Regions from separate parts of the Mus musculus genome. Here region 2 is linked to region 1. The links are chromatin loops, found by intact Hi-C in ENCODE. Cell type or tissue: heart. All regions are shown on one strand. Links, peaks and the distances in the headings refer to the core of each region. The heading gives the core; the rest is flanking DNA.

Evidence for each region. A loop is a pair of places that touch in the nucleus more often than their neighbours do. Peaks named below come from ENCODE experiments on the same cell type or tissue, not always from the same donor. Only the 100,000 strongest peaks of a DNase experiment are listed, where the experiment ranks them.
Region 2: a loop joins it to region 1, with 3 times the contacts of the local background. A loop is called at or near these places in 8 of 42 quality-filtered maps.

The regions. Positions count from the first base shown.
Region 1 is chr11:32,936,939-32,953,278 of GRCm38, reverse strand. No RefSeq gene overlaps it. Among named protein-coding and RNA genes, the nearest start is that of Gm12111, 19 kb to the right of the region's middle. In heart, for the core only: no CTCF peak of the experiment used is centred there; a DNase peak (open chromatin) is centred at 6,588; H3K27ac peaks cover 1,093 bases; H3K27me3 peaks cover 225 bases.
Region 2 is chr11:32,616,651-32,632,990 of GRCm38, reverse strand. Stk10 (serine/threonine kinase 10) reads right to left here. Exons shown (of 19, transcript NM_009288.2): 18 at 15,029-15,142; 19 at 8,396-10,567. The coding sequence ends at 10,430. Among named protein-coding and RNA genes, the nearest start is that of Fbxw11, 18 kb to the left of the region's middle. In heart, for the core only: a CTCF peak has its summit at 7,138 (motif pointing left); DNase peaks (open chromatin) are centred at 7,080, 9,600 and 10,600; H3K27ac peaks cover 256 bases.

The DNA of each region.
Region 1 (16,340 bases), core at 3,143-11,142:
ACGGTGTTCCCAGGAGACAGAAGGGAGAGGTCTGGAAGACTTCTGCAAGTGATGGGGCTCATGCCAAGACGGGCCATGCCTGAGCTGTGTAAGTCAGCCAAAGATATGGTAGAAACAGCTGCAATTGCAGCCCACCAGCTCAGCCTGCATTCCCTGTCCACATCCCTGGATACTGGATACTCACCTCTGCCTGCAGATACCCGCCAGCCTCTGACCATAGGTTTCTTCAGTCTAGTGGAAGTTGCCAGGCCTAAATCAGTTAAGAGCACCAGAAGAGTGGCTTTGGACTAGAGGTGAGCAGGTGCCATCCCTCAGCTCAAATCTGAAGACCCTTCAAAGCATGTTCCCCGCTGACCAACGCTCAGATTTCTCAGTAATGGGTTGTGATAAAGCACCCATAGTTCACTGTCTTGGTCTCCACTCCCCCCCCCCTCCCCATGCCCCTGCTAGTATTGAGCATGTAGACAAAGAAGATGAAGTTTAAACTTTGTTTGGGGGAACTCAACTCAATAGTTTCTTCTCAAGATAATCCTGATTGGATGAGGTGGCATCTCTGCCTGCAGAAACTCCCTTCTCCCCTCTCTTTCTTCCCCACTCCATTCCCACACAGCCCTACAGGCACCAGGCCAAGAATAGTCAGCTGCACTTCAGGGAACCAAAGTTTCCTACTTCCTGAAAGTGTGCCAGAGTGGCTCTTGGTCCTAGTGATGCTAGTTAGTGTTGCTACCTTGACAGGAACTAGAATCAGCTGTGTGTTGGGTGTCCTGGATGTGTCTGTGGAGGCAATGATCTTGATTGAGTTAATAGAAGGGGGAAACCCCACCTGAGAATGGTAGGCCTGTTCTCTGGGCAGGAAATCCTGTCTGAGCAACTGTAGAAACATCCAAGTAGCAACAAACACACTCATCTCCCCCTGCTTCCTGGCTGCAGATGTAGTGTGAACAGATTCTTCAAACTCCTGGCCCCTTGACCTCCCCACTGTGACTGACTGAACCCTTGAACCTCAAGCCAGAATGAAGCTTTTCTCCCTTAAGTTGCTTTTGCCAGAGCATTCTATCACAACAGGAAAACAGACTAAACAAGTCCTCTTCCAGGTGTCGCTGTCTCTGGGACAAATGCCTGGGACTTCTGTGGCCATCTTACTGTGTCCTGGGAAAGAAGCCATCATGGCACATGGTAAGTTGGTGGACGGAGAAATGGTTGCCTCTGACCCATCCCTCCCAGCCATCCAGCCCCTCTGGACTTTTTCCTCTGTAAAATCTGTTTGAACTCACTTAGAGCCACCCTGGAACTGAGCTGGGGCTGCCTCCACATTGCCCCTCTCTAGCTATGAAGCCAATCCTCTCCTTAATCCCCACACCATTCAGAAGGCACAGAATTATTGAAACTCTGGGTAGAACACAAAAGGAGCCCTCTCTGTGGGAGGGAGAGGTACTGTGGTGCATACGCATGTACTGGTTGCGCCCTGGACTAGAAGCAGGTGTTGCAAATGGTCAAATGGATGGTCAAGTTCATGGCTTCTGCAACAGTACCCTGTAAAAAGTGAAAAAAAAAACCTTCCACAGAATCAGAATCCATTGTTATTTCCCAGTCTAATAGTTCACATACAAAGACCCTTGACCCTAACTTTTGTCCCCATTTCTTTTTTTTTTCATTTTAAAAAACTGGTTATTTTATTTATTTACATTTCAAATGTTGTCCCCCTTCCCAATCTCCCCTCTGCAAATGATCCATCTCCTTTGCCTCTGTGAGGGTGCTCCTCAACCCACCCACCCATTCCTGCTTCACCAATCTAGCATCCTCTTTCTCTGGGGCATCAAGCCTCCTCAGGACCAAAGTCCTTCCCTCCCATTGATGCCAGAGAAGGCCATCCTCTGCTACATAGGTAGCTCGAGACATGGATCCCTCCATGTATACTCTTCGGTTGGTGATTTAGTCCCTGGGAGTTCTGAGTTATCCTGTTAGTTGAAATTGTTCTCCCTATTGGGTTGCAATTCCCTTCAGCTCCTTCATTCCTTCACCTAACTCTTCCATTGGGTCCCAGGCTCAGTGTGATGGTTGGCTGTGAGTGTCTGCATCTGTGTTAGTGAGGTGCTGGCCGAGTCTCTCAGGGGACAGCTATACCAGGCACCTGTCAGCAGCTCTTCTTGGCATCAGCAATAGTGTCTGGGTTTGGTGTCTGCAGATGTGATGGATTCCCTAGGGAAGTCTCTGGATAGCCTTTCCTTCAGTTTCTGCTCCATTTTTTGTCCCTGCTTTTCCTTTACACAGGAACAATTCTGTGTTAAAATTTTTGAGCTGGGTGGTTGGCTCCATTGCTCAACTGGGTTGTCCCCATTTCTTAGCTGAGGATACCAAGACTCATAGAGAGCCAGTCACTAGCCTAATGTCACACTGTCTGGTAAGATGGAGATTTTCAATCATGGGTCAGACCCCTTTGTTTTCCTGACATTCTATACTGCCCCCCCACCCCCACCCCCACCTCTGCCTCTGCCCCAGGGTCTACTTAGCTAAGAGAGTGACCAGAATGCCCTGCAGAGGGAAGGATCCCACTCCCCAGGCAGGGCGCCCACAATTCATTCCTGCCTGCCTCTATTCCTTAAGAACTTAAATTCCCAGAAGCTGTTCTTTGGGTGCCTGCTTCTTTACATGTCCTTCCCATATCTGTTTTTTGAGACAGAGTCTTGAAACTTTGGCTGGCCTGGAACTCACAGAGACTCACCCATCTCTGCCTCCCAAGTGCTGGCGTTAAAGGTGAGAGCCTCCACGCCCTGCTTGCTTTCCCCTGCTTTAAAAGGCTATTATTTTAAAGATGACGTTTCTCTTTTGGCTGTTTGGTTGTGCCGTGTCATTTCTGATGGTCCACTTGGCTCTTTCAACTAGTAAGAGCACATGGACCTTCAGGAAATGGGGGGAGAAGCTGAGACAAGTCCCATTCCATCCATGAAAATTCTGACCTCTCTGATGTTTTCTGGGGGAAGGAGTACAGAAGAAGAACCCAACAGTCCAAAGGTCCCATAAAAATACAAGGGTTTTTTTTGGGGGGGGAGGGGGGCTTGGCACACATAATTAGTTTTTTGTTTGTTTACAACAAACAAAGATTGGAATTAATCAGCCTTCAAATGCCTGCAGACTACACCTAAATCCTATACTTTCTCTTTAAAAAACTCAAAAACTGTACCAGTCTAAAGACTCAACATTACAACTGGCACGGGCTCCTCAATCCCTCGAAACCCCTGTCCTTCCCTATTACAGCGTGCGGCATCCAGACTGTCCGTTTCATTTCCCCCATCTGGACACCTGGAGGCATCCGACTTTGCAAGCTTTATGTGTAAAACCTTGCTGTAAATTGTTGATTTTGTTTCTGATTCACAAAAAGACAACATCCAAATCAGCCTTCTCCAGGAGGAGTGCATCTCCAGGAGGGCCAGTGCTGACGAAAACCTCTGTCAGGAAGAGCCTTTTCCTTAATAGAATCTCTTGTAACCAGATCAGCAGCATCTCAGACCTCAGACTTGTGGAAGCCTCTTTGCTACCAGACCCAGACCCAGACAACAGAACTCTTACATCACGCTGGGGAGAAGAGACCTCCATGGATGCCTGTGCTAACTGACACTGGGATGCCCCGGTCCTTAGCTAATCACTCATTCTGGAATCCTAGTAAAACCATTTCCAAAGGTAATTAAAAAAACAAGCAAGTAACGTCTTCAGTTTGTGTTTACTCACTCAGATTAGCTATGATGTTCTTCAGTTTGCAACATCAAAAACACAGCTCCCATGATCCTGTGAGCTCCGTTCATGGAATGGGGCCCAGGATTTGCTGGGCCAACACTCCTGTATCACTTTGGACTGCCACCCTTTACTCCTGAGCCTTAGTTTCTCTATTTTCTCTAAAAGCTGCCATGGGGATCCGACGTGGCACACGTCAAGTCCATGGAATAAAAGATGGGACATCCTACGTCATTATTTGTGTTAGGATTGATTGCCTTTTTTTTTTTTCCTGAGTTTGTCTTGTTCCACACGTGAGAAATAGAAATCTGGGCCATGACATTTTTATTACTCTCCCATTCCTGCAGCAGACCCCTGCTTTGGTTTGTGGACCTCTGAAATAATGCTAATGGCCTTGGTAGCAATTGCAGGCTAACATTAAAGGGATGCTCCACAGGAGAAAGGAAGCCTCCTGCCCCTTTCCTCTCTTCTCCATCAGTATGGTTGGCATCTGGACATACACTGGCTATCAGCATGCACTAACTTGGCAATCTAGACTAAGAAAATATTCTTACCATCTATTGCTTTACACCCCTGCTTGTGGTCTTCCTAATTGTGCTGGCCTGTGGGAGGCCAGAGCTGCTATATTAGAACGGCTGTTGGCACTCTGTCCTCCAAGCTTTAAGAGGTTTGGCATTCCCGGCCCCTGGTGTTCATGGAAGTCATGACCCCTCAGTCATTGCAATGGCCTTCTATGCTCTCCCACGTGTCTGCACGTCCCAGGGGGGTTTGAGACTGCCATTGTTCCAATGAAAATGGCTGATGGGACTTTTCAAGCTTTCCTGTCTTGCAAACTTGAGTCAGAGTGTCTCTCTCCAGCCTTCTGGAGCTCAGTTTCCTGGTCTTTAAAATGGGAGAATCATCCCCATCCACTGGACTGACTGCTGGAAGGACCTAGAGGGAGCAGGCATGGAACATGAGTGTTACACAGTAAGTGTTCAAGTGTAGGGACTTAACACAGGGTGCAGGCTTCAGCTACCCCTTTCTACTGGTCATGTCTCGATGTGACAGGGCCAAGGAGACGTTTCAAAGCTTTCCAGACTTCATTCTGGTCTAATTGGAGTCTTTGTGGAATGAAGTCCAGTATTGAATTTGGCCTGTGTTTGACAGATCACTCTATGCACAGCTAACAGAACTTGCTCTGCCTATGCTTAATACAGGGGGGATTCTTGGCCAGGGCTCAGGAGGGATTGCTGGAGAAAATGTCCCATTCAATTAAAGCTGATTGGTCTTGACAGTTGTCTGGGTGAAGTTTATAAGGTACATCTAATCTGCATGCATCTGGTCATAAAAATGCAAAACAAGCTTTTCCCACCCAAGTTCTGACTCCAGATGTGGCTGACTCCAGATGTGGCTGCCTCGCAGTGATTGGCATCGTGTTTTTTTTTTTTTTTTTTTTTTTTTGCAGCTGTCCTACATTTTAAATCTTTTTCTATTTAAAATATATTCCTCATAATTATGGAATGCAATAAACAAACTTCGGCCTGATGACAAGCTTTAAATATAAGATTGTTTCAGCTTAAAATAAATGCCATGATTTTTCAGCCCAGGATGGAGCCTGCACTGGCAAGGATCCTCCAAAGGAGCCCTGACCTTGTCACTGCTGACCAGAACCAATTTCTCTCTGGTATTGGCTGATATTTGGATGGGGTACAAAGGAAGAAAAATTAAAAGAGCTATTTATATCAGATTTTGAAAAATATGCACAGTTCTTCAGAAAGCCATACTTGTAGGACCGAAGAAAAAGCCCTGCATTTCAATTGATCATGTCTGGAGAACCCAGTGGCATGGGTATTTCTCTGCCTGCACAGAGATTCTGCACGACACTGGGACTGATGTGGTCACCAGATTGCCTATGGTAGCTTCCAAATTCTGTGCTGTTACTGGGAGGTGAGCGTTGCTGTGTGCCTAAGTTTCCTTAGTTAGAGAATGGAAATCCATAAGGGTGCTTACCTCACGGTGTAACTGTGAAGGCAACGAGGTCGTTGTAAGAAGGGTGCTTAGACCTAAGGGTGGCTCATGAGTCGTCAGAGCTGCTTGCTGCTGGGCTAGCCATTGCCAACTGGTCTCTTCCCATGCGTCCTTTCAAGGGGAAACTCACATTTCTGGAGGAGAGATTATTTGCACAAGTCTCATGGCGAGGCTGGGAGTCAAACCCTAATCCTTTTGGTTTCATTGGTGAACTTGCAAGCTCATGGTCAGTTTGGGTCACATTGGTGCTTTCTGTCTGAGGTTAGACTTAGCAGACGGCTGCTTCTGCATACTGACGACCACGCTCTCCTCTATACTCCTGCTGTCCACACTGCTTGCTCTTGTTTGCTCTGATGTGCCATATATACACTGATGGATGACATCTCTACCAGTGCCTTTTACTCATCCCTGGAGCATCCTGATAAAGCATGTTTGGGAGAGCATCCTTGGGCCTTTTCTGTGCCTCCTGGAACTCCTCTTTATTTTTTGATACATTTAAATGAATTTATAGTTGACAGCTAAGAAGCTAAACTCGCTGGCTAATTTTAGATAAGTCAGCGTGTTCCCAAGCTGCTAGTTTTCTGGCCACTCCTGGACCTCAGCCATGACCTAATGATTCTGCCATTAGCAGTGTGGACAGCTCTGGTCTTCAGAAAAAAGAGCACTACCCAGAATTTGTGTCAACAGTCCACTCCTCTTGAAAGTCACAAGCCCTCCAGTTACTAAAGAAGTGTCTGCTGCTAAATTTGGATCCTGACTTGGTAATTGTTCTCCTATTAGGCTGATGAGCGCGTTAGCAGAGCAAGGGCCCCTGGGCTTCTGCCCACAGTGTGAGCCAAACAGGAAACAACTCTGTGAACTTGACTTCTGAGCTGTGTAAAAGGCCTGTCTATCACTTTGCTCATGGCACAGGCTCAGTATCAAAATAGCATGTGCTGTCCTTCCCAGGAGATGGACTCCAGGCCTGGCAGGATCCCAGAATCCAGCAGGAGTCAATGTCTTTACTGGAAAAGGGGTGGCCATGCTTTGGTTCTCCCTGGAATCCTGGCAATGGCCTTTATGATATCCACAGTCTTGCCTGACCTGCTAAACTCATTCCTGTTTGAGGGGAAGTGGTATGGAAAGACATTGACAAAATATGACCTCTGGAGGTCTGTGAGCCCAGGTTCACACACTGGCTGGGGTACTGGTTGCCATTTATAATCAGGGTGAACTGGGATGGCCATCCTTGTAATGTGGAAAGAAAATGAAGTATGACTTTTGGAGGTAGGTGGGCCAGGGCTCAAACACTGGTGACCTCTGTAGACAGGTTAGCCCAGGATCATATACTGATGATGTCTGGAGATGGGCTAACCCAGGTTCACACACCGATGACCTCTGGAGACAGGTTAGCCCAAGCTTACACACTGATGACCTTTGGAGGTGGGTAAGCCTGGTTCACAAACTGGGATTACTGTTTATAAATATCATGAATTTTGACGGCCAGCCTTGGGTCTTTTTTGGATCATCATGAAGGATGGATAATGTCTCATATGGAAAAGACTAAGTTCAGACTGCATATACGGGAGGAAGGGGCTGAGGTTTTGTCTCTGGAGCCAAAGAGGCATTTGATCTGAGTTTCTGAGTTATTGTAGGCAACAAATATATACATATGTGAAAAGAATTGCTATAATGGCTTACATAATAGGATCTGGGGATGTATGCATGGAGGAGAGCCATAGTAGTCTACAGCTACCCAGCCTGTGAAGCTGTGTACCTCCATAGTCCCGATGTAATGCTGAAGTCCTGGAAGATTCTTGGAGAGCTGGTGGCATTCTACATTAGAAGACCAAATAAATGTAAGTCTGTTGTCTGTGACATAACTGCGGCGGCGGCATAGCAGAAGCAGTATAGATTCACTTATCAGCAAGACACAAAGGCAGCAAGCAACACTGCTTTATCTTTGGCTTCTTCCTATCTGGGCTAGCTGGCTGAGGTTGTTGCCTACCCTGAGGGAGGGTCTCATGCTGTCAGTTAATACTTTCTGGAAATACTCTTCACAGACACACCCAGAGTCATGTCTCTTAACTGAGTCCAGATCCAGTCAAACCGACAACCAAGACTAACCATTACACTTGGATTAGGAAGTTTGTTTTCCCTTCTGTAACAAGATGGAAAATGAACAATTTGTGCTGTTTGTTTCAGTATTGATCAACTGGAAATGTCTGAAAGCCAGTGATGGATTTGTAATGTCTGCCCTGGCTGAGGAGTAGGTGGTAAGAATAGCATTCCATGCGTTTCTGTTTCCCTTCTGGAATGTAAGCCCTGAGGCTAAATTTGAACAATAATCCAAAGAATTTTTGCTTCTTATTCTTCATAAGGCTTATTCTAAACCCATATTAAACACTCTGTAGCCTACAATGACCTAGAGTGTCAAAATTACAATTACTATAACTAGGCAAGGAAACCATCAATAACCTTACCCTATAGATAAGGGACTAACATCTCAGGTTCGGGACAAAATTGCCCAGAATCCTGCAGTAAGATGATAGCAGATAACACGTCTGCTCAGTAAAGCTGGTACAAAAGACCCCATGTTATTCCTGTCTATGAAAAGTGGGTGTTCTGTGGTATGGACACTTGTCCAAGGAGGGTTTTCCACCTTTGTTTCCATGGCTCAACCCACCCCACCCCAAAGCATTCCCCAGAGAGCATGAAGAGCCTTTGGTATTTTAGATTTCAGCTCTAGGCCATCCAATGACCTTGGGTATATCACTTTTCAGGATCTGTGTCTATGCTGCCTGCTCAACCCAAGAAAGAGGCATTCCCTGGGATACACGACTTGGTCAGCAAGTCTAGCTACCCTTTCTCAAGGTAAGACTTGCAAAGAGAACACTCCTAGAGATTTGAGGCCAAGAGGGTTTTCTCTTCATAGGAAGATCAATGAGGAAATGTGTGTGAGTGTGTGTGAATGTATGTGTGAGTGTGTGTGTAGAAGTATGTGAGTGTGTGTATGAGTGTATGTGTGAATATGTATGAGTGTGTGAGAGTGTGTATAGGTATGAGTGCGTGTGTAGGAGTGTGTGTGTGTGTGTGTGTGTATGTGTGTGTGTGTGTGTATGTGTGTGTGTGTGTGTGTGTGTGTGTGTGTGTGTGTGTAGGGGAGGAATACAGCAATGACAGCAAGAACAAGACGTTTTAGTCGCTTGCAGATGAAAGCTGCCCTTAGAAGCATTTCAGCCTCTACACACCAGTTCAGCTGTGCCTGGAAAATCACTTAACTCGACATTGGATGCCAAGTCATTCGACAGACAGGGAAAGACAGAGACAGAGACAGAGGGACATGGAGGTCTGCTTCCTGGAGGGCAGGCAGTCTTTTTATTTACTCTGTATGTGGTGTTGCAAGGAAGTGGGAGTGAAGGGCTTTAGTGTCTTATTTCATAAGAGATGGAGAGAGAAGGTAAAAGAGAAAATGAAAAGGGGGAGGGCGAGAAAAGACCAGAAGAGGGAAGAAAAGGGTGGAGAGGAACTGAAAAAGGAGAAATGGGGAAAGACATGGACCTGAGGAGAGAATAGATGAAGGGCAGGAAACAGGAGTGAGGAAGAGGAGAAGGCAAAGTGGGGAGGCATCGAGAGAAAGTGTGGAGAGAGGAGCAGGAGCCAGGGGCACAAAGACTGGCCACAAGGACCATGGAGCATGCAGATCCACCGTCCCCACCCCACCCCCACCCCCACCCCTGTCTGTCTTGAACCTGCCCTTCTATACGGGAGCATGCATCTGCAGTGCTATGTGTGCCTGGCTCCCATGTGGGGCCAACTGGTCCCAAGTCCAGTCAGAGGTTGAGCTTGTAGGAAGGAGAGTCTTCAGTCTAGATGCTGGTAGAGATGTGAGTCAGGCCTTGAAGCAGCAGATCCCACCCCTCTGTGCCCAGGACCCCAGGGGAGGGTTTCCAATTGATGTGACCAGTCTAACGACCTAGACAGAACAGGGCTTGAATCTTGATCCATTTTTACCGTTAGCTCTTGGCATGTGGTTTTGAGCCTCAGTTTTCCTATCTGTGAAATGACCCTAATACAAAACCAGGTTTGGTGGGTAGTGAAGAGACTAATGAAGAAACCAGGCAGCCGGGCCTAATTCTGAGGCCAAAGCTGTAAACTGATGTCAGGCAACTGGGTTCGCCAGGTTTGCTTCTCTCCTTCAGGCTTTGGAAGTTTTAAAATTAATTATGGATGTTGGCACCCAGGAAGAAATTTCTATTCTCAGTTTCTCATGAGAGGTTCTAGCACTGAAGACCGGGTACTGGGTGGCTCCCTTGATACATTTCCTTCCATGACCCAGAAGTTATTCAACTTTTTCTTCAAGCACCTGCTTCGGCTTGCATTTCTGTTTGATTGACATGGTCTTTCATAGAGAAAGGTAAACAAACTAGCCAAGGTTCAAGTTGTCTTGTCTCTCTCAGTCCGTCATCGACTCTGCCACTCCATCTAGCATGGGACCCAGGGGCTGACTGGATTGTAAGCATATTTCCCAACGAGCCCAGTAGCCAAGCAAGAGGCAGTTTCTCTTTAAAGAATATACTTCAATGTAGTGTTTAAACAATGTGGCTTTCATTCCAGCATTGCTTGGGGCATTGTAAGATTTTCAAGTATTTTGGCAACAAGTAGCTACAATGACAAAATGACAGACTCAGATGAGGGACCTTTCTAAGGCCTGGAAGACTTGGTCATGGGAAGTTTCCCATCAGTATCCCCATGCTTGCTGTGCAACTCCAAGGTCCCTTGTGTAGCCCTTGCCGGGCACTTACACACAGCTTCTGTAGACTTGCAACCTTTTGGGTTGCTTACAGGTTTAATACAATGCTATTCGACACTGTTGAATAGCTGGAGGAGAAAAGGGTTTCTACAGGTTCAGAGCAAGCACAGCTTTTCTCTGAGTAGTGTTGATCAGATGTGGGTTGAATTCATGAATGTTGGATCCATCTTTCTCGAGGACCAAGTGTGTGCCCGGCAGGATGCCAAAGGGCAAAGAGGCAGAAAGGTCCTGAGTTGACAGAGGCAGGAGCCTCCACAGCTTAAGTACCTGCTGTTCTCTGAATCCAGGGCTGAACCCTCATCTAGACGTCCACATCTATGGTCCAGCATGGGAAGGCAATAGCCAAGCAGACAAAATCAAGTTTTTTCAAGACAACAGTGTAATGTTTTGGGAAATCCAAGAGAAACAGCTTTGGAGGAGTGTGATTCTGCTCCCTGGGAAGGTAAAGCCCAGAGAGCAGTGGGGGGAGGGGGGTATACGGAGGTGAGTGCTTTGGGCAGGGGGGGGGGGGTTGGGAGCCACAAAGATGTTGCTAGGGATCCCAGAAAGACCAGACGGTGGTGTGCTGGAACATTGTAAGGGAGAGCTGAAAGGAAAGATGGAGCAGGATGGACTGCTGGGGTTACACAGGGCATGCGCTCTGGCGCTCTGGCTACCAAGTGGAAGATGCAGGTAGGTAACTGGAGCTATAGGCAGCTTCCTAGAACGAGAGAAGCCAGATGATACTCAAGAATTGGAAAGGTGACTTCGGAGGCGAAGAAGCAGAGGCAGCTGGAAGCAGGTGAGTCTGAAGGTAGAAGGTCAGAGAGAGAAAATGGAGGCAGCAATACTAACTAGGAGCAGAGATTGGATTGCAGAAAGCCTTGCTGGAAAGAAAGCTGCAGCTGCAGCATCCTGGAATGGAGTCTGATTTGCATAAAAAGCTGAGTCTCTGTGAAGTTCCACCCCGACCAATGGGTGGTTAATTAGGTTTATTCATCCAACAGCAAACATTTATGGATGCTGGCCCCACTGGAACTTGCAGCTAGGGGTCCAAGAAGAAGAATGAGAAGAGCAGATTCCTGCTCAGGAAGTAGAGAGCCACCTGGGAACCTTGCTGTATAGAGGATTTTTGTGACCCAGCATCCTATGAAACAGATGGTTGCCCTCCCCCTCAGCCTACACTCCAGCTCCCATTTTCCCTGGCTCAGATAATACACATGGCTGCCACTGAACTCAGGCAAGAAGAGCCAGGCCTGATTGACAGTTTCCTGTGTGCCAGGCCTAGTATCAAGGGTTTGTCACCAACTATCTTACCCCAAAATAGAGCTCAAGGCTTGGCAAGCTTCCTGTGAAAGGCTGGGCCATCAAAAGTTTAGGCTCGAAGGCCAAATGGTCCCTGGAGCGGCTATTTCAATCTACCATTGTACATGAAAGCAGCCACAGACTAAACATAAATGAATGGACAAGACTGCATTCCAATAAAGCTTTATTTATACAAATAGGCTGTGGGCCAGGGTTGGCTCCACACCATATTTTGTTAATATAAGATGGAGTACCCTTGCTGTAGACGAGGAAAGTGAATGTTACAATCAGGGCCCAGAGGGTTTCCTGAAGATAAGACTGTCAGTGAGGAGTTAGCAACAGGGAAGGCTATTTCCTTCAAGGACAGCCACGTGCCGGGCAGTGGCGGGGGGGGGGGGGGGGGGGGGGTGTGCGCAAACCCTGGGATGCAGAGATATCAGGCAGAGGCAATGGACAGTTGCTGCGCCCTTGGAATACTGAGTCACTGCCTCATTGATGAAGTGGGGGTGATACTCTGACCTGGGTCCCCTCTGTCGTCAGCTGTTGTTCTCCTTTTGTCCCATTGGAGACGAGGGTATCGGTGAGTCAGGCAGAGGAAAGCAGGCTGGTCAATGGAAGACATTCAGACCCCAGGACAAGACAACCAAGGCTTGGGGAGGCTGAATAGCTAGCTGCTCAGTGGTGTGGTACCCGAGCATCATTGATGGAGCCCCAAACCTCTCTTGTTCCACATACCTTCTGCTGACACGTGCTATTCTATGTAGCACTGAGCACAAAGCCCAGGGTCTCATACATGTGCTCAGTGAGTCACACCTCAGCTCGCCATGTTCTCTTTGGGTAGAGCATGACATGTGAGAGGTGACAGGCCACAGGAGAGCCAGGAAGGTTTGCCGCAGGTGGAAGCTGCCCTCCGAGGGAAAACATCTCCAAATGTGGTTCCTTCATAAGATGTTAGAACCAGGGGAAGCCTGTGTCAAATCCCAGCCTGGCTAATTACACCTCTGTGTCTTGGGGGAGCTCCTTTTACCTTACTGAACCCCACTTTCTCTCTCTGTGAAAGAGCCAAATGTCTTTCTTATACAGAACGGTTTTCTAGGGGTTCTCAATAGAACATATGGCCCACTGGGATGTTAGTTTACCAAGGAAATTCCCAGGACCCATCTCAGACTGCATGAACCCCAGAGTCCATGACTGATGAGAACTCACGTGCTTGGTTTGGGTCCTGGGGCAACCTGAACTTCCCATCTGTCTGTGAGAACCCTGTTGTATCTGTTTCTCTCCCCATTGCTGGGATAGACTACTCTGCCAAGTGCATCTAAGGAATAAGGGCTTTACTCTGGCTCACAGTTCAAGGCAGGCACGGTCTCTTATGGTGGAGAAGTTAAGGCAATAGACACTCGAGGCAGCACCTCACATACATGCACAGCCATGAGCAGAGTGTGGTGAGTGCTGTCAATAATGGCTTTTCAACTGCCTATGTAGATCAGGATCCCACCAGGAAAGCTGCCACCCAGGTAGGTGGGTCTTCCCACCTCAATCAACACCAGTAAGAGGACTCCCCGTTGGGATGGAAAGGTAGCTCAGTGGCTAAGCTCATTCGTAGAGGATCTGAGTTTGGTTCCCAGCATCCACACTGGGCAGCTCATAACCTTCTATAACTGATGTTCTAGGGGATATGACACCCCGTCTAGTCTACGTGGGGACTGCACACATGCAGCGATCATACAGACCAGCAGGCACACACATGTACACATAAATAAAATTAAAACAAAGAAAGGCAAATAATTCCTCACAGGCATGGCCAGACACTCATCTTCTAAGAGATTCTTGATTCTGCCAGTTAATACTAGTCGTCACACCAGTCTTGTAGCTTTTTTGTGAGATTAAAAAAAAAATCTATATAGTTACAGGCTTGATGTCAGCTAACCCATCACTTGAAAGAGCAGATTCTCCTCACTGTTAGTGGCTGGAATGAGGCCTCAAATAGTCTCACCACCAGGAGGATAACATCACGTTCATACCCATTTTACAGCTGGGAAAGCAGCAGAGAGCAAAGAAAGTCCCAGATACCTGCCCTTGCCTATCCTATCCTATCCTTGCCTATCCTATCCTAGCATGTGTGCTGGCTCAGGGCCTCTCCTCTCCTGTGTAGTGGGGCATGGTGGGAAGCCAGTGGAAGGGAGGGTGTAGCAACTGGGAAAGATCAGAGGCCCCTGGGGGAAGCCTGAAGGCTGAAGGTGAAAGGTTCAGTCTCCTTGCATGGTTGCTGCAGAGAAGGGCCACCCAGTCAGGGCTGGCAAATTCATCCAAGCTTCTCCACAGGACAGACACAGCCTCCACAAAGCTGTGTAACCCAGCAGGGTGTGCAAACCCAGCCAGGGTGTGCAATTCACACTAGGGTACTGGCGGCCTCCACACCGAGCCTTCCTCTCCTCCTCCTTTTAAATGAAGACATGAGACTGTCTCATGGCAAAGGGGCCCAGATACTCTGATTTGCACAGGAGGAGGGGGAAGGGAGGGGGGAGGCAGAGGGGGAGGGGAGGGGAAAGGGGAGGGGGAGGGGAGGGGGAAGGGAGGGGAGGAGGAGGGGGGGAAGTGCCAGGATTCTCCTTGGCACCTTTATGTGGAGATACAGAGATAGGTTGGTGTTTTTTAAAGCTAATAAATCCTAAACTTCTTTGAATCCCAACCTAGAACAGATGCAATACATGTGGTCAGTAGACCTGGAGCTGCAAATAAATACATTTGGAAACCAAATATTTAGAAAGTGATTCTTCTCTGTCTTTTTCTCTCTTTCTTTCTGTTTTCCTAAGGGTAGCTGCCAAGATCAGCCCAAGGATTGGGATTTCCCGAAAGCCACTGCCACAGGCTTGTATCCTCTCAGCCAGAGGGGAATTATAATGCCTTAGGTGAGGAGTGTGTGGAGCTTTTAGCTTTCATGCTCGTCCCCAGTATTGGTCATGACTGCCTGGAACACTAGGCTAAAAGGGGACTTAGGCTCAGTTGGAAAGAGTGCTGTGATTGATTAGTAATGTCTAGTCTGGGATTTGTGGTAGGCAGTGGAGGGATGCGTGCCACATTATTGTTTTATTATTATTTTGTATTGTATATAATATATATTTGTTTTGTATTGTTTTCGAGACAGGGTTTCTCTGTATAGCCCTGACTGTCCTGGAACTCACTTTGTAGAACAGGCTGGCCTCGAACTCAGAAATCTGCCTGCCTCTGCCTCCCGAGTGCTGGGATTAAAGGCATGCGCCACCACGTCCGGCTTGTTATATATTATTAATTATGTAATATTTATTGTATTATTCCTAAGAATTTTAGTATCTCATAAATTCTGTTCGCTGAGACATAACCACACTTTGTTTACTTTGCATAACGTGTGATGAAAATTTAGGACACAGAAGAGTCAGGGACTTTGAAGTGTCTCACCTGCCATCTAAAAGCAAAGCCCAAATAGCTAATTGCTCCTCTTGCTAATTCAACCCTTTGACTAAAGGTAAGAACTCCTTCATCGGCTATTCCTGGTCCACAGAGAGAGCACTTAACACAGACTTTTATCTCTTGTTGGTGTTTCCATATTATTGGTTGTTGGCTTGTTTCCTGACCAGAATGTCAGCTTTGCAAGGGCAGAGCTATGGTATGTTTTTGTTTTTGTTTTGTTTTGTTTTGTTTTGTTTTGTTTTGCTGCTTTGTGCCTGTGTCTAGCTGACCTTGTTTGTCAGGAGGTAGACCCTCGGTGGAACTCTGGTGAAATTCATCTCATTTCTTCATGTATCCACTTGCTGTTGTTGTCTTTAGTACTCTGGGCTCAGCCCAGGACTGGGTTTGCAGATCCAGATTTGGTAAAACCAATGTGTGAGCCGCAGCCACATACACTGGTGACTCTAGGTTGGATAAAAGGCTCAGCAGTATAGTAGGTGTTGAGGAAAATAAGCTGTCAGGGGCTGGCAGGGTGGAGCAATGGGCTCTAATGGAGGAAGAGGAATCTTTTCATTCTGTCCCAGTTTACAGGGGCAGCCTTTGGACACTCCCTGGTGTGGCTGAGAGTCAGGCTCCTCCAACCCTCCCACCCACATTGTGTGAGGACACCATCAGCACTCCAGGGACCCTGAGGGGAGCATCAGCTCTGGGGTGTGTTCCAGGAGACACTGACCTTGGCCCACAAACGTACACAGCCTGTTTTCACAGCTTTTTGCTCAACTGAGCCAGGAGAAAATGTCATCTTAGACCATTTTTCCTTCCTGTTCTTCAGACATTTGCAGGGGACAAGGAAGCCAGGTAGGTAGATTGCTTGCTTGGAGGATCTCAGACAGATGCAAATTTGGAATCTCATCTTTTCCAACACTGCTTCCAATGCCAGCACAGAAAAAGAACAAAGCTAACATCAGCCATGACACAATACTTGCCAACATCGGCTATGATGTCATGCTTGCTAACATCAGCCAAGAAACCATGCTTGTTCTGTGCATCTGGGACACACAGTTCCCATCCTTATGGAAGCCTAGCAAGCCTACCCCAG
Region 2 (16,340 bases), core at 3,753-11,752, 320 kb after region 1:
CCATCAAAGATTCACAACCCTATCTGTAAAATTATCAGTGGCTCTCACAAAGGAATAATGATTATCAACAGGGCTGTTGAGATGATTCAATGTGTAAAAGCACTTGCTGCCAAGATTGGTGACCTGAGGTCAATCGCTGGAAACAACATGGTGGGAGGAGAGAACCACCTCCTGCAAGTTGTCCTCTGACCTCTACAACTGCACTGACTTGTGTGCACACTCACTCACACATGCACGCGCGCGCACACACACACACACAAACATACACATACAAACACCCACACACCCCACACACATGCACATGCAGCCATCACATAAACACGCCTACACATCCATACATATGCACACACATACACAAACACATGCACACATAAACGATGCTCATCTGGAATAAGGGAACCTCAGTAGAAGAACTGCCTCCATCAAACTGGCCTGCAGGCAGGTCTGTGGGACAAAAGGTCACAACGCACAACAGGAAACACTCCAGTCTGTCTGTCCGTCTGGGGACTGGAATGTTCTGGGGAGCTCTCCTTTCCCAGAGATCGGGGCCACAGCTTAAAACCAAGAGCCTCAGAACATTGATACTCTGTTCTTGGTGACACATTTTAAAGAGAGAAGGGAAGGGTGGGGAGAAAACTTGCATATCAGTGAAGGAAGGGGAGGGGACGCTGGGAAAACCTTGCTGCTTGGCACTCCCAGAGCAGTGGTGATGATGCCAGGGAGATGCTTCAGTTAGCCAAGTGTTTGCTGAAAGCAGGAAGTCCTGAATTTGGATCCATAAGAAGCCAGGTGTGGCGGCACACTCCTGGATGCCCTGGGATTCTGTCTTTCAGTGTCTTTTTCTATTTTTTTTCTTCCAAGTTTTTTTCTTAGCCCAAATTTTCATTGTAGAGGCCTTTCACTTCCTGGGTTAGAATTATTCCAAGTTTTTTTGTTTTTTGGGTTTTTTTCTTCTTTTTTCTTTTTTCCCCCTCAGCTTTGAATGGGTTTGTTGTTTGGATTCAAGGTTCCTTTCCTAGTTAGTGGATGTACTGAAACTGTTTGGGGGAGGAACACTTAAAGGTACCAACATAAGGAAAAAAAAATGTTCTAGGTCGGGTGTGGTGGCATATGCCTTGAGGCAGAGGCAGGCGGATTTCTGAGTTTGAGGCCAGCCTGGTCTACAGAGTTCCAGGACAGCCAGGTCTATACAGAGAAACCCTGTCTTGAAAAACCAAAAGAAAAAAAAAAAAAAGAAAAAGAAAAAAATGTTCTAAATGTGGACAGTCATACAACACAAATCTAAGACAAAATTTCATGGTGAATATTAACGCAAAAAAAAGTTCTCAATAAAATACTTTCAAGTTCAGGGGCTGGGAAGACAGCTCCAAGGTCCCAGGTTTGATTCTCAGCACCTGTGTGGGCTCTTGCCACCCCCAATTCCAGTTCCAAGGGGACACAATACCATTTTCCAGCCTCCAATCACCAGGCATCCACATGGTGTACAGACATACATGCAGACAAAAATATCCATACACACACACTAAAAATATTTTTTTTAAAAATACTCTTAAAACTGAATTTGCTGACACATTAAAAAGATCATTTACCACAACTGTGTTGGTTTCGCTCCAGGGATGTAAGGATGGTTCAATACACGCAAATTGATAAACATGACCCAGCATACAAATGAACTCATGGGACTTGAGTCACATCATCTCAGAAGTTGCAGAAAAGACCTTCCACAAAGTCCACCATCTGTTCTGGTAAAATCAGCACAGAAAGCAATAGACGGAACATGCCTCGATGTAGATGGTGCTATAGGCAGCAAGCCTATACCCAACACAGTGCTAAATGGAGAAAGACTGAGAGTGCTGCCTCTAAGATCAGAAGTGAGATGAATATCCATTCTCTTCACTCTTACTCATACAGAAATGGAGAAGATGTAGTGCCCCGTTCTCTTTTGGGGCTATGAGCCTGTCCTAACACCCGAATCTTCTCTCCAGCCCCTATTACATGATCCTGTGCATAAATGATGATAAAGACTCCAAGAGCCAGCATGATGGATCAGTAGGTAAAGGCATGTTTTTTATTTATTTATTTATATTTGGTTTTTCGAGGCAGGGTTTCTCTGTATAGCCCTGGCTGTCCTGGAACTCACTTTGTAGACCAGGCAGGCCTAGAACTCAGAAATCTGCCTGTCTCTGCCTCCCACGTGCTGGGATTAAAGGCGTGCGCCACCACTGCCCAGCTAGGCATTATTTTTATAAAAACAAATTCTTATGGGACATGGTGGCACGTGCTTTTAATCCCAGCACACAGAAGGCAGAGGCAGGCTGATTTCTGTGAATTTGAAGCCAGTCTGGTCTACATAGTGAGTTCTGTGACAGCTAAGGCTACCTGGAGAAACTCTGTCTTTTTTTTTTTTTTTTAAGATTTGTTTGTTTGTTTGTTTGTTTGTTTATGTGAGTACACTGTAGCTGTCTTCAGACATACATCAGATCTTATTACAGATGGTTGTGAGCCACTATGTGGTTGCTGGGAATTGAACTCAGGACCTCTGGAAGAGCAATCAGTGCTCTTAACCTCTGAGCCATCTCTCCAGCCTGAGAAACCCTGTCTTGAAAAAAATTTTCTTCTCCTTCCCCTTCCCCTTCTCCTTCTTCTTCCCCTTCCCCTTTTTCCTTTTCCTGTTCTTCCTTTTCTTCCTTTCTTGCTCTTCCTCTTTTTCTCGTCTCTTCTCTTCTCTTCTCTTCTCTTCTCTTCTCTTCTCTTCTCTTTCCTTTTTTCCTTTTTCTCCTTCTTGCACATGCCCTCAGAGCAAAACACTGAACTCAGGGTCTCATGCTTGCTATGTAAATGCTCTACCACTGAGCTAAATCCCCAACCCCCGGCTCTCATTTCAAACAGAATAAAACAGGTTATTCTGGAACCAAATATGAGTGATTGCAGTCCTGGAACACAGATTCAGGTTACCCCAAACAGCTGCTCGTTGAACACATGCTCCAGACCTGACTGGTCCTCCAGCTGTGACCCTGCTCAGAAGCCTGTGCAAAACAACCAGAGAGGAGATAATGTTTCTTCCTCCTAAGGATTTTGTACTCTTTCGCCATCATCTTTGCCACTTCTTCTTCCTCTGCTGCTGAAACCCCAGGTCTGCTGTAGATCCACCAACAAGAGAATTGCAGTATTAGCCTTTGGATACCTGTCTCAGTACTCCCATCTGTGTTGAGGGAATCCCTCCTCTTTCCGGGCTGAATAGTATTCCAGTGTGTATCTAGACCCCCTTTCTTTCCCTACCCACCTGTCAGTGGGCATTTATGTCGGCTCCAGTTCTTCACTATTCCAAAAGGTGTTGTGATAAGTGCAAGGGTGTGAACATCTTTGACGAACTGTTGTCAACTCTTTTGGGTAAATACCAAAATGGAATTACTAGATGAAGATAGTCTTCTTAAAGCTGCAGAAGAAGGGCTGGTGAGATGGCTCAACAGATAAGAGCACCCGACTGTTCTTCTGAAGGTCCTGAGTTCAATTCCCAGCAACCACATGGTGGCTCACAACCATCCCTAACAAGATCTGGCGCCCTCTTCTGGAGTGTCTGAAGACAGCTACAGTGTACTTACATATAATAAATAAATAAATCTTTAAAAAAAAAAAAAAAAAAAAAAGCTGCAGAAGAAGCCTTTCTCGAGGCCACATCTTGCCTTACATTGGTGAGTGTCTGACCTGAGCCTATGTGTGTGTATGTGTGTGTGTGTTTTCTCTTCCAAACAAAACAAAACAAAACAAAACAAAACAAAAACCAATACTACTCAGCAACAATGAATTAACCTGTAGTCCTGAGCACGAGCCAGGGTGACTCTTTCCAGCCACAGCCAACTCTAACTTAACAGAAGGCATTTGTATGATATTCCTGCCACAGCATTTGGGTATAATGACACCCCACTTACCATCACTGAGAGTCCTGGCCAGTGTGCTCTGATTCCAAAACCTCACCCACCCAGAATCCATTTCTTAGAGATACCAGCTCCACGTGTCTTCAGTAGTCTTTGGAGAGCTTAGGTGCAGTAAGGGAACCCTCCCAAGGGAGTCTGGAAACTGAGCAGAAGCCAGAGAGGGAGGGGAAGGAAGAGAGGGGGCGGACTACAGGGATCCCCCCAGGGAGCTTAAGAGTATCAACCATGCCTTGGGGTTTGCTCTGACTTGTTGCAAGGGGACAGGTCCTTCATACTCCCACTCCACTGGGTCCCTGCCTAAGACCCATTTCAGTGTGGGTGGGTGTCAGGGTGGGTGGGTGTCAGTTCCCAGGCAGTTTTATCTTTTGGTGCCTGTGGGCAAAGAGACCTTGGTAACCCCCAGAGCAGCCTTTTGAAGGGAGTCTGGTGTGGACTGCTAAGACAAAAGCCACAAAAATGGGTAGGACAGACCACAAAAGGGGATCTGGACTGCAGTGAAGGTAGGTAGGTGGTTGGGGCTCAGTAATACGATTTCTGCACAAGGCTCTGGGTTCTGTCTCCGTACCATGAGTGGGGAGCCTGGGGGAGCAGCCACTACATGTTTTCTTCCGTTCCCTCCTTAACTGCCTCTCTCATCTCCAGGAGGGAGTCAGATGCACCCTAGTGAGTGGGGAGACTGTTATCCTGATGGGCAGGTACGCTGTGGTAACCAGTAGCCCCAACACCACCACAGCTTGAAGCCTGTCCTTTGATCATTTGATCAGGGCCTAATGTTCTGTGTAAGTCTCAGGGGGAACTGTTGGAAGAGCCACTGTCTTGTTCTTCACTGTCTTGAAACGTGGTCTCCTCCGAGGTTCCTTACCACAAAGGGAGAACCATATGTTTGCTCTACCGTGTCTCCACACAGGTGGGACAGTCACATGCCATTGGGCAGACTGACCACCTGTTCTGCCCAGTGACAGCGGGATCCAAGCCATAGGTTTAGTTGAGCATTGTCCAGCCACACTTTTCTAGAAGAAAGGGATAGAGGTGGGCAGCACTCTGGGCCTTCCACATGCTTGGACAGCGTCCCACCTCACACAGCTTCCTCACACAGAACAGGACAGTGTCCCACCTCACACAGCTTCCTCGCACAGAACAGGACAGCAGCCCACCTATGGCTGAGCTCGTCCCCAGCCTATGTTTTCCTTCCCCACTACAAGCTTTTCAGTATGATTCAAGCTTGAACTGGATGAGAAGAAGTTTCCAAATGGAAGGTAAAATCTGGCACCCAGATCGCTCTCATGGTTTATGACACTTGGTTCTTTTAAAATTGTTGGGTTTTAGCTATCTGCTGAAAATTTCAGGGCACCATGTGTTGCCCCAAACATTCAAACACACTGAGTTTGTGGGAGTCAGGCCCCTGCATTATCGAGACCCCCTATTGGTCGGCTTCTTTCCCCTCCTCTCCCTTCTGGTCCCATCTCTTATTTCTCCCTATCTCCTCCTCCCACCTTCCCCCAACTCCCCCCAACTCACGCCACCACCCCACCCCACCTCCGTTTCAAAGGACTTCAGGACTCCACCACAGAACGCCAGCCCAAACCCTAACCACTTCTGATCTCTCTGCAGTCTGAGTTAAGAAATGGCTGGATGGAGATCCTGTCCACTGTGCACTTGGCAGGGTCTGGGCTCCTCTCTCTGCACTTTTAGCCCTGAAGACCTGGCAAAAGCTCACCTCTGTTGCTTTTTCTAGGCTTGTGAACCCAGGCAGGGCAAACCACCCAATCCCCTCATGGGGACCCCATCCCAGCTTGAATCCTGGCCAGGCAGGCCTTCCCTATTGTGTGATCTGCTTATACCAGCAAGTAGAACTTCCAGTCACCAGTTCTATTTTCTTCTCGTTTTCTTTTTCTTTCTCTCTTTCTTTCTTTCTTTCTTTCTTTCTTTCTTTCTTTCTTTCTTTCTTTCTTTCTCTCTCTCTCTCTCTCTCTTTCTTTCTTTCCTTCTTTCTTTCTTTCTTTTTCCCTTCCCTTCCCTTCCCTTCCCTTCCCTTCCCTTCCCTTCCCTTCCCTTCCCTTCCCTTCCCTTCCTTCCTCTCTCTCTCTCTTTCTTGTTGTTGTTTTTTGTTTTTGTGAGACAGGGTTTCTCAGTGTAGCCCTGGCTGTCCCAGAACTCACTAGAGCAGGCTGGTCTAGAACACAGAGATCTCCCCGCCTCTGCCTGCCTAGTGTAGGGGTTAAAGGTGTGTGCCACCATCACCCTGCTTCCTCTTTTTCAACGTTAATTTTATTGTGTGTGTGTGTTGATATGTACACATATGTGTGAGCACCCACAGGGGCCAGAAGAAGGCTTTGGATCCACTGGAGCTACAGTAGGCAGTTGTGAGGTCCTTGCCTAGACTCTAAAGCTATCCTCAGTGCTGGGATTGGTTTGAACGACCTTTTCTGCCACCATTGGGCATAGAAGCTCTGTTTTGATGGTTGCTAGATGTCCTTGTTAACCAGACCTAATAGACACCATGGGTACAACAGAGCTATGTGGTGCCTCTGAGTGCAGCATCTAAGGCTCTGCTAATTGCCTCAAAATCGTGCAATCCTTCCTTTCCTTCTAAACTCTCAGTGCTGCATGGACTGTACAATGACTCCTCCGTCCATTTCAGCCTTTTCTTTCCCACTCTGCAGCTCTTAGGGAACGGCTGTTTTGGCCTGGCATCCTTGTTCGGCCCAACCTCTCTCTAGCCTTATGCTGATAAGCCATCTACTCTGGCCAGCCTTAGTGCATGTCATTCTGGAATAGACCTGTTTGCCCTCCGACACAGGGTGGCTCTCTTAGGGGGTGTTCTGAGTCCCCAGGCGGTGTCAGTCTGCACAGGTGCTGCTTTCCCACGTCTCTGTCTCCATTAGGGTGAGCATGCTGAAGACAGCATCCAGGAATCACTCATTCCAATGATGGTTGCTTTGAGAGGAGTCAATTAACATAGGATGATTTCATTTCCCAAGTCATCCTCATCTCCTAATGCCCTGGGGGTGGGAGGCTGCCAGTCTCCTGAATTCTTGGAAACTCACTTTTCTAGCTCTTAATGGCAATCATGCTGGCTGCCTGCTGATTTACATCCCCCAGACAGTAAGTACTCATCAGTGGAAGCTGCAGCCACACCAACAGCCTGAGTCCAGAGGCTGTGCAGCACCATGGCCATGGCCTGCCCTCTGCTGGTCACGAGACTTCCAGGGCAACAGCAGCAAGGTGCTAAGCAAAAGCAGACTGGTTTTGTTTTCTGTTCTGTGAAGTCCTTTGGTATTCCACAATGTCTATGAAGTCCTTCTCAAAGTAATATTTTTGAAACCTGTGACAATGAGGTTATTATGTTGATTACAAATGAAACTGACCATCAGGATAAATAGGTATCTTTAAAAAAAAATTTTTTTTAATTGTTTTTTTATTTTTGGTTTTTTCTTTTTTTCGTTTTTGTTTTTTGTTTTTCTGAGACAGGGCCTCTTTGTGTAGTCCTGGCTGTCTTAGAACTCACTCTGTAGACCAGGCTGGCCTTGAACTCAGAAATCTGCCTGCCTCTGCCTCCCAAGTGCTGGGATTAAAGGCATGTGCCACCACTGCCCGGCTACCAATGACTTCGGAAAACTGTAGCTACACAGTTAATAAGACATATGCATGGACACAACCAACTGGACCTAACAATGCAGGTTGAGTCACTATGATTTAAAAATGAGGAAAAAATGGTGTAGTGTGGAACGCCGTTGGTTTCCCTGGGTGACAGTTACAAGCCCCACTGATACCTCTGGGGTTGTTGCCACCTCCACTAAGAAGGAAAACACTCAATTTCAGGCAGGAAAACTAAAGACCACATCTTTTGACAAACAAATGCAGAGATACCCCCAATTCTACCCGTGGACCCCAGGGTAAGAACACAAGCAATGTTTTGAGAGGTACAGTCAGACAAATGTAAACTATATTTCTATTTGTCCCCCTAGAATCAGAGACAGAGCCCAGACCCATGTACAAGCTAGGGCATTCAACCACCATGTTAAGTCTGTCCTGGAAAATTCTTTTAAGATACAGCATTGATGGCAAGAAGTGGCAGCTGGAGAGAGGTGTGGTAGCACCATCAGGGGGACAAACTCCAGGGTTGAATTCCATGGGTGTCCCTCGGCCGTGTCCTGAGATTTGGGCTCTGCGCAAAATCTACTTTCTTATCAGAGTTATGGAAAAAATTCAGTCCATTAACATACAAAATCTGGGGGTGTTTGTTAACCAATGTTTGTCTTTGAATCGGAATGATATTAAATGGCCAGAGAGAATATGGTCTCTTTCCTCTCTCTTTGGGGTTCCATCAGAAACCCCAGAGTCTGACCTGCTGCCTGATGGAGGAGGCTCTCACATACTCAGAGGATAAGCCCTTCCTTGCTGAGCAAGCACAGGAGGCCCACCTATCTTCTCTTTCCAACCAGAAAGAACAACAGTGCTTGCAAATCACCTTATTACTTTATTAGAAGCATATTTACATTCTTTTTTTGTTTGCAGAGAACAGTTTACAAATATCCACGGTGCTTGGAAATGCATACACGTTATTTCCATCCTTCATGAAGGGAAATATAAGTTAGTTATATTTACTGCGCTAAAAACACTTCTGCCTGTTCCTATACAGAAAAGATTAGCACAGGGCATGAGGAATACTGCGTGGGCCCTTGGTGGTGGCAGGCATTGCACTTACGCTATAATTATGAGGCTGGAAGACTAGGCTAGACCCCACTCCAAAAGGCACAGCAGAGCTACCAGGGCTCAGGTGGTACTAAGTGCAGATTCAACAAAGGACTGGAACATTACGAATGATGTCAGGGAGCGGTCAAAGACTGTTATATGAACCACAAAACTAGCATTTTGCCTAATAGCCACTGTCAAGTCCCCTGAAAGCAAGTATCCCTGCCCGGCCTCCTGTGGCGTGGCCTGGCCCATCTGCCCTCTGAGTCAACTCCTTGATGTGAGGCCTGAAAGCAAGCGAAGGCTCACTCGCTCCCCTGAGAACTATGGCCTTCCTGGGGTTCTGTGAGCTTCTTTACTGCACACTAGATCTGGGAGTCCCAAGACCTGTTTTCCTATTTTTTTTCTAGCCCACTCCCTCCCAAGCACCCAGTTTTCATTTGAGGAAACTTTTTAGAAAGTTGCTTCAGCATCGGGCAGTGACAGAGAAATACTGCTAAGGTCTCAGCCACTCGCCAGACTCAACCGCCTGGGTCCCCCCTCCCCCACCCCACCCCATTGTCCCTGGGAAGGGGCTTTTTAAAAAGAGGGTGTCTGAGGCAGCCAGCCATTTGCCTGTACTGTAACTGAGCACTTAGGCTGCTTTTCTTCTATGGGGCTCAGCCTCTTGGGAGGCTACCTGAGCAGCCCGAAGGCCCAGTCATGGAGGCTCCACATTTCCCTGAGCGCAGCATGTTCCTGAGGGTGGGGAACAGTTCTTCCTGAACAGAGAAGTCCAAAGCTTAGTGGAAATGTACAGTGGGACTCCAGTACAGGACTAGGGCAGAAGTCAAAAGCCTTCCTGGGTACCTGCAGACAAGCGGGCAAGGGTGAGATTGGCACGTGCTAGGCAGCAGAAGTCAAGTGTGGAGGGGGGTGTACCCCTGAACACGGGATCCTGTGTGCAGCCAAATGAGTTGCAGGCTGGCAGTACAGCCTGTGCCTTCTCTGGGTTCTGGCGCCAGCACTCAGCATGGCCCCACCAGCTGCTCCACCTGACATGCTCAGTGGCCCTGGATCAGGCTCAGGAGGCAAGCAAGCAGGTTCCAATGCATTGGTCCTAGGAGGTCACAGCAGAGGCAGCCTGGGTGGTGTCAGGGGGGCCAAGTTATGTATTTGCAGTGTGTGTGTGTGTGTGTGTGTGTGTGTGTGTGTGTGTGTGTGTGTGTGTGTGTATTGCATGTCTCACAGGGAGAGGAAAATAAGATGGGATACAATGTCAGAATCAGCAGAACAGGCATCTCTGGCATCCTTCTCCACGCTCCCTACCCCGACATACACAAAGCAAAGTCAGCTATGTGAAACAAGGGAATGGGGACACCCGGGAGCTGGCTGCTGAGAACCCAAGTGGCTCTTAGGGATGTTTCCCGACACTGTGAGGAATTACTGAAGGCAAACAAACAAACAGACAAACAAACAAAAAACCCACAAGGATCACAATAAGGATGCGTTCGCGGTGATGTCATTAGTAGCGCTTGTGCCCACAGACAGTAGAGCTGGTGTTTGGGCAAACAGGAGGGGTTCACCCATCCTGCCTGGCCCCTGACCTCAACAGTCTAAATCACTCCTAGGTGATGGGAATCTGAGTCTTGAGGAGGTCACCGTGCACCAAGGTGGCACTGTGGACAACTGGGGCGCTGCAGGGGGATGGGTAATTGAGCTGGCACAGAAGCAAGAGGAAGAGGTCCTGAGTCACTTGTTCATAGAGGCTTGGGGGCCCCAGTAGCCACGCTGCCCACCGCAGCCCAGGCTTGTGGGTGTTAGGAAGCATCCCCAGAGCTGTAGGGGAAGAAGTTGCTGGCTTTGCTGGGTGTGGTGGGTCTGGGCTCTGCCTCCTCGCTTAATTTGAAGAACATTTCCTGTTCCCGCTTCTTCTGGTTCAAATCCTCTTCCAGGGCCTGGGGAAGCGAGAGCAGATGGTATTCAGCGGGATGCCAACGATTCCAATCAGAACAGCATGTCCTGCTCTGGACAGCTCCCTGAGGTAAGCACCCCTTCCACCTGCCACACGCCTTCCTGAACTGCTCATGGCCCAGGGCCAATCCTGGGGAACCGCCTGTTAAGGGGCGAGAGGTACAGGCAGGACTCCCGTGATGGGGAAAGAGCAGGATGGATAAAGAAGAGCCAGAGGGGAGGATCTAGCAGAAGAAAGAGATGGCCAAGTGACAGTGCTCACCCCCAGTCAGGACACCCACTGCCTGCGGGAGGGTGTGTGCCTGTCCCTCTGAGGGTCTGAGCTCCTCAGGTAATGGGAGGGGTGCTTTCCAGCTGGCAGCAGCACAGGAGCTTCCGTTGGGCACATGCTCATCTATCCAGATAAACACGATCCTATCAGGAAGACTTCCCAAGAGCACGGGATCAGGAGTGCCAGCTCACAAGGGAAGTTGAAGAGCCAGGAGAGCATGGGCCCTTAGACAAGATCAGGCACCATGTGGGAGGGGAAACTGGATTGGGATTTATGTAAAATTTTCACTTCAGGTTGGCAATTAGACAAACCAAGCCTGGTGAGTTGTGGTGGCAGAGGCGCATACCTTTGCTTGAGACTCGGAAATAGGTAGATTTGTGAGTTCAAGGCCAGCCTGGTCTACAGAGGGAGTCTCGGGGCAACCAGGGCTACACAGAGAAACCCTGTCTCAAAATAAAAAACAAAAAGAACCCCAAAACCCTGAAAATTACTATACTGGCTCAGTGATACAAATATAAACCAAACTGCCCAGGAGACCAGTGTGTGAGCCTCTGGGATCCAGTGTGTGAGCCCTTGGGATCCAGTGTGTGAGCCCCCAGGGGTCTAGTGTGTGAGCCCCCAGGAGACCAGTGTGTGAGCCCCTGGGATCTAGTGTGTGAGCTCCCTGGGATCTAGTGTGTGAACCCCTGGGATCCAGTGTGTGAGCCCCCAGGGATCTAGTATGTGAGCCCCTGGGATCTAGTGTATGAGCCCCAGGGGTCCAGTATGGGATCTGTGAACCCCCCCAGGAATCCAGTGTGTGACCCCCTGGGGTTCAGATGGAGGTGTTGCTCATAGTTCTGCTATTGTTTAGACACAGGGTGGTTTAGTAAGTCGCCCAATTTCAAAGCTAGGAATAGTTGAGCATATCCACTCCAAAAGTTCAAGATGTCCCAAAATTTGAATTCTGAAGTGCTAGTTTGATATAGTGAAAGACACCATTTCTGACCTCACAGGTTGGGTGGCAATCCAAAGGTGGGTGTGCCATAAATACCTCCTGGCTGTGTGTAAGGACCCAGGAGACACAACCAAGTTTGCTTAGACTTGGGTGTTTCAAATGTGACATGCCAGCTGAGGCTTGTGTGCCTGAGCACTCAGCCTCCAAGATGGTGGGGTAGAAGGCATGACTGGTGAAGCTAGGGTCACAGGAGAGGGGACAACCCGGCTTCCTGCTCTCTGCCTCTATGGTGTGATCAGCCCCTCAAACATCAGTGTAGCCAAAACAAACCTCTGTCTGGTGTTCTACCACGAGACAAGAGACGGAGCTAACATGGCCTTTATCCCGAGACATCTCATTACACAGATGTGAATATCCCAGACTTGGATCTGGAACCCACAGCACTCTGGTCCCCAGTGTCTGCTGAAGGGACACTTAGCGTGGAGTGCTGAGCCTGTGACTCAAGCCCTGCTGTCCTTTGCCCACCACAAGTCTCCCCCCAAAGCCTCTGAGAGCACAGGCAGCAGTCTGTGTCCCACTGTGTGGCAGATAGTTAACATAGTAAACATTAACATTGTTTTTGAGAATGTTATACACGAGTACTAACTATATGTACCTCATTTCTTCCATCACCCCCATGGGTCCCCCTCTATGTCCTCTCAAACCCACGACTCCTTCTTTAATTATCCTTGATATATACATATGCTATTTGTATGTATATGAATACCACCCGCTGAGTCCATTTACCATGCTCATATGCATACTTGTTCGAGATGACTGCCTGGGGTCAGACAGCTTCTCAGGGGTCTCATCCCTGAACTCTTCTCTCAGCAACCATCTAATTGTCTCTAACTCTTGTCTAGAGTGAGGCTGTGGGAGAGCTCTCCCCCACCCATGAGATCAATGGGGCGGTCAATGGGGTTGTCATTGTGCCTGCTTTGTTTGTGTATTGAAGTCTCATGGGGCAGCTTCCCTGTCCTATAGGATAGACCCTGCTTTGCAGGCCAGAGTTTCTATGGCAACACAACATAGAGCAGCATGGAGGAAGTAAATGAATATGTTTCTTTCTTTCTTTTTTTTTTCTTTACACTGTAGTTGTCTTCAGACACACCAGAAGAGGGCGTCAAATTTCATTACAGATGGTTGTGAACCACTCTGTGGTTGCTGGGATTTGAACTCGGGACCTTTAGAAGAGCAGTTAGTACTCTTAACCGCTGAGACATCTCACCAGCCCCATACATTTCTTTCTAAACAAACTTATTAACAAATGAGTTAGCCCACCAGCAGCAATGTGTTAACAGTAGCTTAAAGTAGATAATACTCATGTATTTTACAGTCTAACATGGCAATGTAAGAAGGGCCAGGAAAAGAAAGAGAGAGAGAGAGAGAGAGAGCACGAGCAGACTATGCCGAGGCCCCACTCTGTCCTCAAAGTGACCTCAGCAAATCAGGAAGTCTGCACTTACTTAAAAGGAAGCCGTCTGAGTTCTAAAAATACTCCACAGGACTTGCTATAAGAAGGAGACAGAGCTCAAGGCTGGTTGGTGTAATGCCAGAGCACAAAGGACCATCCCCTCTGGGCCTTCCTGCCAGCAGCAACTCGGGCAGCTGTGACAGAACCCTGCCCCGAGGCAGTCCCACAGGCAGGGTGCAGGGCCAGCTCTCTAAGCCCTGGCCTGTGGTGCTTCCAGGAGCCTGAGAGATCATCACAGGAAGCTGCTGGGAGAGCTCATTCTCCAGACCCTTAGGATGTGAGTGCCCAGGAGACAGCTGCCCAGAGTCAGACAAGCAGGTGCACGTTCACTCCCTGATGCCAGAGCCAGCTGGAACACTGGGTACCTGTGGGCTTAGTGTCAGAAATCCCAGCAGGGCACGGTCTGCCTCCTGTCTACGCACACAGTGGCTAGAAAACCCTCAGAATATCAGGCAGTGTGGGCACACGGTCATGGGTCACAAGGTCAAGGGTAACAAGGCTAACCTCTCCTCAGAGTCTAAGAATGACTATGCTGTGCTAGGCAGGGGTGGGTGGCTCACACCTTTAATTCCAGCACTCAGGAGGCAGAGACACGGGGATTTTTGAGTTCCTGGCCAGACTGGTCTATGGAGCTAGCTCCAGAACAGCCAGGGCTACACAGAGAAATTTTGTCTCAACAAACAAACAAACAAACAAACAAACACCCAAAACAAGAATGCTGTGGGTTGGGCTGGAGAGCAGTTAAGAGCACTGACTGCTCTTCCGAAGGTCCTGAGTTCAAATCCCAGCAACCACATGGTGGCTCACAACCACCTGTAATGAGATCTGATGCCCTCTTCTGGCGAGTCTGAAGACAGCTACAGTGTACTTAGAAAGAATGCTGTGCGTTAATGACTCTTTAGCTGACCCTACAATCTTATCGCATCAGGACCATGCTGAGGCCTGCCTGTGATATTTACTGCGTTGGTTACCTTCTTGCTGCTGCTACCAAATACCTAAGAAAAGCAGCTAATGGCATAAGGTTCCCTTTGGGTTCATACTTTGAGGGGGCAGCTCATCCTAAGAAGGCAAGATGGTGAGAGTACCTGGCACCTGGTCACAGTGACTCTGCAGCAAGGAGTCTGTAAAAACCCCAACCATCGAGCCACAGCCAAGAGCCCAGCCCAGCCTGACTCTGGCCTTGTGAGACCCTGGAGAGGCCCCTGCAGAGACCCCTAGCTTTTGAATCCTATTCCTATAGTGTTTGATAAAGAGTGTGGCTTACACTGCTGAGTGTATGGCTGTTTGTTTGCTTTGGTGCTGAGGCAGACCCCAGAGCATCAAACATGCTAGGCTGGTGCTCTGCCCCAGAGCTCCACCCCAGACCAAGCACAGAGATTTACACATTTGGAAACTAACTCAGAAAGTGAAGTAGCTGGCACTGGCCTTTGACCTCACAGAGTGACTGCCTGAAACTCTCCAAGGTGGGGGGAGGTGCCAGCCTGGCAATGTGACTGACTGCTGCTCATGGCAGGGGTTCTCTGCTTGCCTCAGGTGCACATGGGCCAATGTCAAGAGCACCCTCTTAACCCAGGGGTCCAGAGAGCTGCCAGCATTCAGCACAACAGGCAGATGGGTCCTGTCTCTCGGGAACAGACCAATTTTAGGGGTGCCACAAGACAAGAGTCAGAAAATAGGGAGGATTCAGATGTTCCAGGCAGGTACCCATGAGTCCAGTGCAGTACCTTTTTGCGTGGCCGAAGCTTGTCTCGCCATTCCTTCAGGCTCTGGTTGTGGCTCTCATCCAGGGCCTTCAGCTTCTGGGTTTCATGCTCTACCAACAGATGACACTTTTCATTCTGGAATAGGCAGAATAGGGGTGATGAGGCCAAAGCCTGGGGAAACAGACCCATGGCATCCTTTTTTTTTTTTTTTTTAAAGATTTATTTATTTATTATTATATGTAAGTACACTGTAGCTGTCTTCAGACACACCAGAAGCAGACACACCAGAAGAGGGAGTCAGATCTTGTTATGGATGGTTGTGAGCCACCATGTGGTTGCTGGGATTTGAACTCTGGACCTTCGGAAGAGCAGTCGGGTGCTCTTACCCACTGAGCCATCTCACCAGCCCCCGACCCATGGCATCCTTAAGGGCACTACCACCGCGGGCTCACTATGCTGTGGCCACTATCCACAACTCTGCATGTGAGTAATACACTCGCACAAAGCAGTGCCTGGAGGACTATTCCAGAACAGTGATGGTGTGCACGTGTGAGCACGCACGCCATGGTGGAGGCCAAGGGACGACTGCAGAGTCGGCTCTCTCTGTTGCCTTTCGCATGGGTTCCGAGAAATCACACTTAGACTGTTAGGCCTGTGTGCTCACTGTGTACGCAGTCACTGAGCATCCTGCCTGTCCTTCTGGGTGCTTTTGACACTGTCTGGGCTTTTTAAAAAGTTTTGGGCTGGTGAGAGGGCCCAGTGGGCAAAGCCCGGCAATCTAAGTTCAATCCCCAGAGCTGTGAAAGGATGACAGAACTGGCTCCCAAAAGTTGTCCTCCTAACCACACACATGCTCCGGGCGTGCACCAGCCCAAACTCACACACATGCACGAACATCCCATAAATAAATCAATAAACTGCAGCCGTAACTCCTGGTCCCGAGCTATCTTCCCACTGACACCTTTCACATAGCAGGACCACAGGTGTGCTGCTCTGCATCTGGCAACAGCAGTTTTCTATGGCAGCCCAAGCAGACTAAGTCTCTGTGTATAACTACAGGTATATGTATGTGTAATTGTGCATTGTGTCTACGTATCACATGATATATGTAACCTATATGTACTATCTCCTGCCTCATGTCATCTCCTCGGGAGAAGTTCCTAGTGAGGAATGAGGCTGGGGGATCGCCCCATCTTTGCTATATGCTCTGAGGTAAGTCCTTAGCCTTCTAAATTTTTCCTGAGATCTATGTGGCAGACAGGAGTGAGGTCCCTATTGACTCCCTGCAGGGACTGAGTCCTCCGACAGGAACTCTAAGGCAAGGACAAGGCCT